Linked DNA regions of Homo sapiens: region 2 is linked to region 1. A link is an interaction called in ENCODE POLR2A ChIA-PET data of the cell type or tissue named here. Cell type or tissue: OCI-LY7. All regions are shown on one strand. Links, peaks and the distances in the headings refer to the core of each region. The heading gives the core; the rest is flanking DNA.

Evidence for each region. Peaks named below come from ENCODE experiments on the same cell type or tissue, not always from the same donor. Only the 100,000 strongest peaks of a DNase experiment are listed, where the experiment ranks them.
Region 2: POLR2A ChIA-PET joins it to region 1 with 7 read pairs; 2 of 35 experiments call an interaction of 5 or more read pairs at or near these places.

The regions. Positions count from the first base shown.
Region 1 is chr2:121,769,993-121,775,368 of GRCh38, forward strand. No RefSeq gene overlaps it. Among named protein-coding and RNA genes, the nearest start is that of TSN, 17 kb to the left of the region's middle. In OCI-LY7, for the core only: no CTCF peak of the experiment used is centred there; DNase peaks (open chromatin) are centred at 1,699 and 2,469; H3K4me3 peaks cover 1,193 bases; H3K27ac peaks cover 2,323 bases.
Region 2 is chr2:121,834,969-121,840,344 of GRCh38, forward strand. No RefSeq gene overlaps it. Among named protein-coding and RNA genes, the nearest start is that of LINC01823, 47 kb to the left of the region's middle. In OCI-LY7, for the core only: a CTCF peak has its summit at 4,849 (motif pointing left); no DNase peak of the experiment used is centred there.

The sequences.
Region 1 (5,376 bases), core at 1-5,000:
TCCTACTGCCAGCCCTAGGCGACACTAATCTAATTTTCATCTCTATAAATTTGCCTTTTCTGGATATTTCATAGAAATAGACTCCTACAGTATATGATCTCTTATGTCTTTTCGCTTAGCATAATGTTTTAAAGGTTCATAACATACGTTAGTTTGTTCCTTTTTATTGCTAAGTAGTATTCCATTGTTTGGATATTCCACATTTTTTTTTTTTTTGAGACGCAGTCTTGCTTTGTCACCCAGGCTGGAGTGCAGTGGCGTGATCTCTGCTCTCTGCAATCTCTGCCTCCCGGGTTCAAGTGATTCTCCTGCATCAACCTCCCGAATGGCTGGGATTGCAGGTGTGTGCCACCACGCCCAGCTAATTTTTGTGTTTTTAGTAGAGACAGGGTTTTGCCATCTTGGCCAGGCGGGTTTTGCCATGTTGGCCAGGCTGGTCTTGAACTCCTGACCTCAGGTGATCCGCCTGCCTCGGCCTCCCAAAGTGCTGAGATTACAGGCATGAGTCTGGCCAGATATTCCACATTTTATCTATACATTCATCACATGATGACACATTTAAGTTCCATTTTTTTGGCTACTATGAATAATGCTGCTCTGAACATTAGCATGCAAGTCTGTGTGAACGTAAGTTTCTATTTCTTTTGGATAGGTACCTAGGAATCTGTGGTAAAAATGGTAAGTTTATGTTTAGTTTTTAAAGAAACTGCCAATCTGTTTCCAAAGTGGCTGCACTATTTTAAATTCCCACCAGCAATATATGAGGGTTCCCTACTAGGAGTTTAAATTCAAGACAATAACAGAAAAGATGTCATAGTCACAGTACTTAGTTTCTAAATAACTTTTGAATAATTGCTATAGTTTGGGAGCTGTAGCTTGAACTAGGTCATGAAAAGAAGTGAGTTTTTTTTTTCTTTCTATATATATATATATTTTTATTATACTTTAAGTTCTAGGGTACATGTGCACAACGTGCAGGTTTGTTACATATGTATACATGTGCCATGTTGGTGTGCTGCACCCATTAACTCGTCATTTACATTAGGTATATCTCCTAATGCTATCCCTCCCCCCTCCCCCACCTTTTTTTTTCTTTTTGAGACAGTCTTACTCTGTTGCCCAGGCTGGAGTGCAGTGGCAAAATCTTGGCTCACTGCAACCTCCACCTCCTGGGTTCAAGCAATTCTCCTGCCTCAGCCTCCTGAGTAGCTGGGACTACAGGTGTGCGTCGCCACACCCAGCCAATTTTTGTATTTTTAGTAGAGATGGAGTTTCACCATGTTGCCCAGGCTGGTCTCGAACTCCTGACCTCAGGTCATCCACTCGCCTTGGCCTCCCAAAGTGCTGGGATAACAGGCGTGAGCCACCACCGAAAGAGGTGAGATTTAGACAAGCATGGAACTAGGAGAAGGTCATTTTGGTTGGGCAGAATAATTGACACCAATGTGGAAACATATCACATTTAATGGGGTTAGGGATGTCACCCATGTGAGTGGAGGAGGAACTCTGGCAAGGTTGGATTGTTAGATTTAGGAAAGCTTGAATTGGGGGGTTAGGGAGTTTGGACTTCGAATGATAGGCATTGGAGGACTGAAGGGTTTTTTTGAGGCGAGGAGGGAGCAGCTTTAGAGTCAGTCTTAGTTTTGAATCCTGCATCTATCACGTTACCAATGGGGAGAGACCACAGGCAGGGACACCTGGGAGCAAGCTCTTGCTGTCTTTGAGGTAAGGGTCAGATTGGGTAGCTGGTGATAGGCATGACTGGGTAAGGGCAGATGGAGTGCACTGCAGAGCGAGAACTGGCCAAACTTGCTGACTGATGGAGTTGGGGTAGACAGAGAGGTTGGGGTAGACAGAGAAGTTGGGGTAGCTGAGAGAAGTGAAAAGCTGCCTGAGCTTCTGAAAGAATATCCATGGGAAAAGTGGAGCTAGTTTCTGGGGGAAGAGGAGAAGATGAGAAGTTCAATTTTGCAAGTGTTGAGTTTACTGTGCTAGATGTTGCACGGCTGGCTGTACTTTTTGGACTAGAATTTTGGGTGCCTGAGGCTGGAGGTGAGGGAGTCCTTTAGATATAGAGTGGATCTTGGAACTGTGACTGTGATGAAGAGGGAGCCCAGGGACATGATTGAAGACATCAAGAAGATGGGAGGAGCAAGAGGCCTGTGTCCAGGTCTGCCCAAGCAGGAGCTGGGGCCGTTATGTGACAGATGCACTGTGCTTTCTCTCCTACTGCACTAGAAATCCTTTACTTACTATGAAGACTTTAAGGTTTTTGGCTGAAGGAAAATAAATCTATGAAAATATGTAGAATCCTCATAGAAGAAAGCTGGGCTTGTCAGAAAAAAAATGACAAAGGAAGTAACCTATTTAGCCTGACCCTTACATCAGTTACTCAAGCTCATCTGGTGTTATTTAATACTAATTAACATTTACCCACAGCCATCTGCTCTGGCTAGGGTTGTGCGTTCATCCGTTGCAGCTGTGTTTTTTCATGATAGAATGCTGGCCTCACTGTCTGGACCCACCAGCTGGACCTGCCAGCAAGACCAGTTCAGAAGTCAGAAAGATCCCCCTTCAGCTTCCTCTGCCACGTCCCTGCTGTCAGAGCTTCCTTTGAGGAACCCTTTGCTCACCCTGACAATGGAAGTTAAGCCAGATAATTTTTCACAGTTGGGAAGTACAAAGGGCAGGATGTTTGCTTTTACTTTCTGGGGGAAGACGGCAAGATTGTTGTAATCATTTAAAGGGTTGTTTTGAAAGCACAGTTGATGGACTGGGCCCTTCTACTTTGATACACTATTAGAACCAGCACCAATACAACAAAGACTCATTTTTTTTTTTTTTTGAGACGGAGTCTCGCTCTGTTGCCCAGGCTGGAGTGCAGTGGTGTGATCTCGGCTCACTGCAACCTCCGCCTCCCAGGTTCAAGTGATTCTCCTGCTTCAGCCTCCTGAGTAGTTGAGATTACAGGTGCCCGCCACCATGCCCGGCTAATTTTTGTATTTTTAGTAGAGATGGCATTTCACCATGTTGGCCAGGCTGGTCTCGAACTCCTGACCTCAGGTGATCCACCAGCGTCAGCCTCCCAAAGTGCTGGGATGACAGGCATGAGCCACCGCGCCCCGCCACAGCAAAGACTCAAAATCAGTCAGTGTTACTGTTTGGACTTTATTTCTTAACTCTCAGATCTCCAAGGCAAAGAACAAAGGATCAGCAGGGATGGACCCAGTTTCGCTTTCTTCAGCTGTTCCCGGGAGAGTTTGGCCGTCAGTCTTCCTGGGATCAGCCCCGGAGGTGGGCATGAGTGGGTTAACGACAGGAGTCCTGCCCGGGGGACTTGGGGAGCCTGTCTTATGTCCTGTCCCACCCCCTCAAAGAACAAGGACATGACTTTATATTGTTTTATAAAACTGGTGAAATGGGTGCCCAGGTTCTTGGGCTGTGGCCTGCCTGTATCACCAAGCAGCTGTAACCTTTCCTTAAACTGAAAACAGAAAGAGGAATATTTCCCCAACTACCTTAACTGAGGAAAAAGGAAGTGGGGTTGGCACAAGCATTTGTGAGCTGACTCCAGAAGGAGAAGGAGAACCTTGGCTTTAATCTTCATTTAAAAAATACACATTGGAAGGAGGGGAGGGAATATAGTTGATACTGCCTGGTGTTCTGTCAGAGGTATGGTGGGAGTTGCAGGGAATATTTAAATGTCTGTATCATTGCTTCATGAGACATTTTGTATGTTTTCCTCCTTTTTGACTCGTGCTACTTTTATTAGAAATAAGAAATCATCATAGAACATTGGGAAATTGGCTGGGCATGGTGGCTTATGCCTGTAATCTCAGCACTTTGGGAGGCTGAGGCAGGTGGATTGCTTGAACTCAGGACTTTGAGACCAGCCTGGCCAACATGGTGAAACCTCGTCTCTACTGAAAATACAAAAATTAGCCGGGCATGGTGGTACACACCCGTAGTCTCAGCTGCTAGGGGGACTAAGGCGGTAAGGCGGGAGGATCACTTGAGCCCAGGAAGTCGAGGCTGCAGTGCCTGGGTGACACAGTGAGAACGCTGTTTCAAAAAAAAAAAAAAAAAAAAGGGAAATTGCCAAAAAATTATAAAGATGTGTATATATTTTTTTGCATTGTGATTTATCCTAAATATACTACTGACTTTTAAAAGACTTTCTGAGATACCTGTGAATTCTACTATGACCTTTTGATTTGATATTGTTTAGCTAATGGCTCATGTGAATGGTCCCTTCTCTTTGCTGAACTCCTTCGCAAAAGTGCAGAGGGTTCGGTTGGTCTGCAGTTCTCTGCAAGCTCCGTGGATGCGCAGGTTCTGCAGTCAAGCTGCCTCTGTCCCTTAGCAGCACGTTTTTCATTGCCCCTTTTGTACAAAGCTGTGATAAAATCAAAACTTCAGCTAAATTAAATTTAAAAGAGTTTAATTGAGCAACAAACAATTTGCAAATCGGGCAGCCTCCTGAGCCAGAGTATGCTCAGTGACTCTAGCGTAGCCACATGGTAGAAGATTTATGGACAGAAAAAGAAAAGTGGGCCGGGCGCGGTGGCTCGTGACTGTAATCCCAGCACTATGGGAGGCCAAGGCGGGTGGATCACCTGAGGTCAGGAGTTCGAGACCAGCCTGGCCAACATGGTGAAACCCTGTCTCTACTAAAAACACAAACAATTAGGCCGAGTGTGGTGGCTCATGCCTGTAATCCCAGTACTTTCGGAGGCTGAGGTGGGCAGGTCACGAGGTCAGGAGTTCGAGATCAGCCTGACCAATGTGGTGAAACCCTGTCTCTACTAAAAATACAAAAATCAGGTGGCAGGCGCCTGTAATCCCAGCTACTTGGGAGGCTGAGGCAGGAGAATCACTTGAACCCGGGAGATGGAGGTTGCAGTGAGCCGAGATGGCGCCACTGCACTCCAGCCTGGGTGACAGAGTGAGAATTTGTCCTGGAAAAAAAAAAAAAAAAACAAAAAAACCCACATGGCTGGGCATGGTGGCTCATGCCTGTAATCCCAGCACTTTGGGAGGCCAAGGTGGGTGGATCGCCTGAGGTCAGGAGTTTATGACCAGCCCGGCCACCCTGGTGAAACCCTGTCTCTACTAAAAATACAAAAATTAGCTGGGCATGGTGGCGGGCGCCTGTAATCCCAGCTACTTGGGAGGCTGAGGCAAGAGAATTGCTTGAACCCAGGAGGCGGAGGTTGCAGTGAGCCGAGATTGCACCACTGCACTCCAGCCTGGGCAACAGAGTGAGACTCCATCTCAAAAACAAAACAAACAAGTAAAAAAACCAGAACCCGGGAGGCAGAGGGCGGAGGTTGCAGTGAGCTGAGATCGTGCCATTGCACTCCAGCCTGGGCAACA
Region 2 (5,376 bases), core at 51-5,050, 65 kb after region 1:
AAATTTTAAAAAACGAAGTGTTCAGAAAATGGATGGTGGTGTTGGCTGCACAACAATGTCAACGTCCTTAACACTACGGAACTGTTCACTTAGCAATGGTTAAGATGGTAAATTTTATGTAATGTGTACTTTGCCACAACTAACAATAAAATCAGATACAATTAAAAATATATTTAAAAAACCAAGGCAATCTGAATAAAATATTGACTTTAGTTAATAAAAAGTTATTAATAATCTGATTACCATCAAATATCCAGCCAGAATTCAAACTTCCTTCATGGCCTCACAAATGTCTTTTCACAGTTAGTCTCTTTGAAGCTGGAGTGAAACCAGGTCCCCACATTGCACTTGGAATCTTTAGAATAAGTTCTTAGAAGTGAAATGGCTAGCTAAAAGTATACACATATTTTAAAGAATTTGGCTGCATATTACAAAATTGCCCTTCATAAATTATGTATCATTAAGCTCCTGTGTTCACTTTTTTTAAAAGCTGAACTTTTGAAATTATTTCTGGAGAGACTCCCTCCCTGAGCTGGACATTCGTTCTTATGGGTCCTCATATTCTTGCCGGCTTCTGCGCCCACCTCCATCTACCTTCTTGGTTGTTCCTCTCAATTTTTCACTGTCAAGTTATAACTCAAACTGGAAATGTGTGCAAGAATGTTCCCAGCTCACCAAAACCCCACCTCCCCTTCACTCTCTCTGGGTCTCACCGGCTGCCAGACACCTCTCCACACGCCTCTGCCTCCTCCTCCCCTCCTCCCCTTCTGTTTCTCTGACCCATGGCAGCTTGCAGGTGTGGGTGGGGAGATGGAAAGTATGGCTGGTGGGGTGTTGGGGGGTGGGGGAGTGGGGTATGGCTTTAAAACAAGGGTTGCAGGAGGAGCAGAAACAGCTTTGAGGGGCTCTGAGGCGACAACCACCTGCTCAAATAGACATTTCTGTACCTTTAATGTCTTCGCCTTTGTGACTTTGACATCATAGTCTTCCTTGGGTTGTTAGCTTTAGAGCCCCATAAAAATGGTTGAGAGATGGAGCCACGAGAGAGGGAGGCAGATAACGTTTATTGAGCATGTGTTAGGTGCAGGGATGGCACTTGCCATCTCATCTCATCCATTCAAAACCCTAGGAGGTGGACATCACTTCCTGATGAGGAAACCAAGGCACAGAGAGGGTGAACAAGCCAGCTGGTTTAGGGGCTCCTGGTGTGCCTCGAAGCCCTCCCTGCCCCAGGGGTCTCTCCAGTCTGGGTTGGGTGACTGCTCTGGGTGAAAAATGACAGGTTTACTGGCGGGGGTGGTGAGGTGGAGGTGGCGGGAAGCAAAGTCAGCAAACAACTCAGTCTGCAAACCAAAGAGACAAAACGAAACAACACATGATTACAGAATTCATAAGCCCTTGAACTTTTCCTGAACTCTCCCAAAATTTCCTTTTAAAAATACTTTCAGGACAGAAATTAAACAAAAATTTGGAATCTTTTTTTACTTTAGCAAAATAGGAAAAAAGAATTTTTCCTCTGGAGCCAGGAGGCAATTGACAAGGTTTAGGAGGGAGCTCTCTTTAGAAGGGAATGTCTTCTGGCCCTGCTTTCTCACTCTGAGCCCAGAGGGGAGACCTGATTCAGGGGATTAAGCAGTCAAACGTGAGTCCTCGAGGTGCAGCTGGGGAGGAAGAGGAGGCCAGAATAAATCTTATTTTCATTGGCCAAATCTCCAGTGATCTAATTATAGCGGGAAGATATACTGAATGCCAGACCAAAGGAAAAGGCACGAAGCCTGCCTGAGTGTCAGCAATGTTGTTATCTGTGTTGCTGGGATTTGCAGAAGACCTGGTTAGAATCGACTCCAGACTGCTTGAAATGCAGGGCTGTTCTCATCTCAGCCATCCTGGAGCTTCTTTGGCTGAGCGCGTGCTTACAGGACTATGAGTGTGTGTGTCTTCCATGCGCTCATGTGAGGCGGCATTCCTCATTTCTGATACTGACAGGGTCTGTAACATCCGGCACAAAAACGAGAATGATCAAGGGAGGAGAGCCAAAAGCCTGTGATCTGAGTTCAGGCGGCAAGCATGAAGCTGCTTCGGTTTTAGGAGGTTGTGGCTGATGGGGGAAACAATTGAGAATTATAAACTCACAAACATGAGTTTGTTCACGAGATCTGGGGGGTGAGACAGAGAGGGTCTCTATGAAGCTGGAAACAGCTGGAACTTTAGAATGAGGGAAAAAAGAGGTTCTTCGCCTAATTGGGATGGATTTGTTAGGAATAAAAACATAGAAGATAGATCTATGGTTTTGTAGCTCTTCTTCCTGAACTTGGTGAAAGCAAACACCGATTATTTTTAGTACTACTTGTGTCCAGGTGGGCCTGTTTTATTTCTCTCCATCCTGAAGCCTGGAGGTGGGTGAAGTGGACCCAGGTAGCTTGTAGCTAGTCTAAATGACAGTGAGCTTCAAGGGGATCTATATGTCCTTCCCACTAGACTGTGAACTCGTCAAAGGCAAGGACCACCACTTCTTTTTCATCTCTCTGTCTCAGTCCTTGGTATATAGCAGTTGCTGCAAAACGATGACCGAGAGGCTCTTCATTGTGTGGCTGACTGTTTCATTCTGGTTGCAGCAAAGAAGACTCAGATAGGGAAGGAGGTAGAGATGCTCATCAACTTGCAGGGAGTGGCTGATGTCTTCAAGGGCTTATGGTAAAGTTGAGTGGCAAGTATAGACGTAGCCTTGTCTGATAAGAGGTGCTGGTGCCTGCCCAGGGAACAGGCAGCACAGCAGGGCTTAGCAGAGTTCTATCTTCAGCTGTTTGTGATGAACTCAGGCTTCCTGGCCCAGCTGCAAGTGCTTAGTCAGCTGCCTCTAAAGCACTGCTATTGCTACCTTATTAACAGCTGTATGCTACAAAGGAGGGCCTTCAAATTGAATTGCAGTGACCTGATGCTCCAGTTGTTGCAGGTGCGACTGGCTAGGGCTGGCATCGTGGGTGGTAAAAGAATTTACTAAGACAGTTGTAGTTAAAAAAAAGGCAGGTTTATTAGAGAAAGTATGAAAATATGTTACAAGAGTGCAATGGGCAGTACAGCAGAGAAGGGGCTGTCTGCCAAGAGGCAGGGGCTGGAAGGATGTTTTATAAGTTCGTGCTGAAGAGGCTACATGCAGAAGGAGGTATTTGGGAAAAGAATGTTGTGCCAGTGGATTGTATGTAATCAGCCATCTCCCATCTCTCAGAACATTGTTCTCCCCTACCTGGGGGCCCTTCCTCATTGTTGCATACTAATGAGGACTCCACACCAGTTACTGTTACTGTGTAACAGAAATCCCAAACCTGGTGATGTAAAGCCACTGCTGCTTTATTATGCTCTCAGATTCTGCAGGTCGGGAGCTTAAAGGGAGCACTGCCAGGACTGCTTGACTTTGCTCCATGATGTCTTGGACCTCAGCTAGGAAGACTCAAATGACTGGGGTCTGAAATCATCCAGAGGCTTCTTCACTTCTTTGACACATGGGCTCTCTGAACTGCTTGACTTCCTGATGGCACCAGGGTAGTTGGACTTTTTACATCTCCTTTTTACAACTCCTTTTTAACAGAGGAGTTGTACTAGTCAGGGTTCTGCAGAGAAGCAGAACATATATACGCACATACACTCATATGTCGCCTAAGGACATTTTGTTCAATGATGGACTGTGTATGTGACAGTGCTCCCATAAGGTTATAATGGAGCTGAAAAATTTCTATCACCTGGTGACATCATAGCCATCATAACATCATAGCATAGCACATTACTCATGTGTTTGTGGAGACACTGAAGTAAATGCTTGCTGCACTGCCTGTCATATAAAAGTCTAGCCATACAATTATGTACAGAACATAACATTTGATAATGATAATAAATGACTGTTACTGCTTTATGTATTTACTATATTTTAAATTGCTATTTTACAGTGTACTCCTCCTACTTATAAAAAAAGTTAACCATAAAACAGACTCAGGCAGGTCAGTCAGGAGGTATTCAAAAGAAGGCATTGTTGGCTGGGCACAGTGGTTCATGCCTGTAATCCCAGCACTTTGGGAGGCCGAGGCGGGCAGATCACCTGAGGTCAGGAGTTCGAGACCAGCCTGACTAACATGGAGAAACCCTGTCGCTACTAAAAATACAAAAATATCTGGGTGTGGTGGTGCATGCCTGTAATCCCAGATACTGGGGAGGCTGAGGCAGGAGAATTGCTTGAACCAGGAGGCGGAGGTTGTGGTGAGCCGAGATTGTGCCAATGCCCTCCAGCCTGGGCAACAAGAGCAAAGCTCCATCTAAAAAAAAAAAAAAAAGAAGGCATTGTTATCCTAGGAGATGACAGCTCCATGCATGTTATTGTCCTTGAAGAACTTCCAGTGGGACAGGATGTGGAGATGGAAGACAGTGATGTTGATGTTGAAGATCCTGACCCTGTGTAGCCTTAGGCTAATGTGTGTGTTGTGTCTTAGTGTTTAACAAAAAAGTTTAAGAAGTGAAAAAAATTTTTTTAGATAGAAGTTTATAGAATAAGGATATAAAGAAAAAAATATTTTTGTACAGCTGTAAATGCGTTTGTGTTTGAAGTTGTTACAAAAGAGCCAAATATCTAAAAAAATTGAAAAGTTTACAAAGTGAAAAGTACAATTAAGCTAAGGTTAATTTATCATTTTAAAATAAATTTAGAGTAGCCTAATTGTACAGTGTCTAGTCTACAGTAGCGGACAGTAGTGTCCTAGGCCTTCACATTCATTTATTATTTACTCATTGATTCACCCAGAGCAACTTCCAGTCCTACAAGATCCATTCATGGCAAGTGCCCTCTACAGGTGGACCATTTTTTATCTTTACACCGTATTTTTTTCTCTACTTTTTCTGCATTTAGATATGTTTAGAAACACCAATACTTACCATTGTGTTACAGTTGCTTACAGTATTTGGTATAATAACGTGCTGTACAGGTTTGTAGCCTAGGAGCAATCAGCTATACCATTCTTAGCCTAGGTGTGTAGTAAGCAATGCCATTCAGGTTAGCGTAAACTCACCCTATGATGTTCACACAGTGACAAAATTGCCTAATTATGCATTTCTCAGAACTCGTCCCTGTCATTAAGCGAAGCATGACTATATATAATATATATATATATTTATTTAAAATATATTTATTATGAGGAATTGGCTCATGGGATTTTGGAGGCTGAGAAGTCCCATGATCTGCTGTCAGAAAAGCTGGCGGTAAAATTCATTCGAAATCTAAAGGTCTGAGAACCCGGGGAACCCAGATGTAACTCCTAGTCTGAAGGCCAAAGAAGGTGAGATGAGATACTCCAGCTCATCAGTGAGTCAGAAAAAAAGAGGCTTAAATTCCCA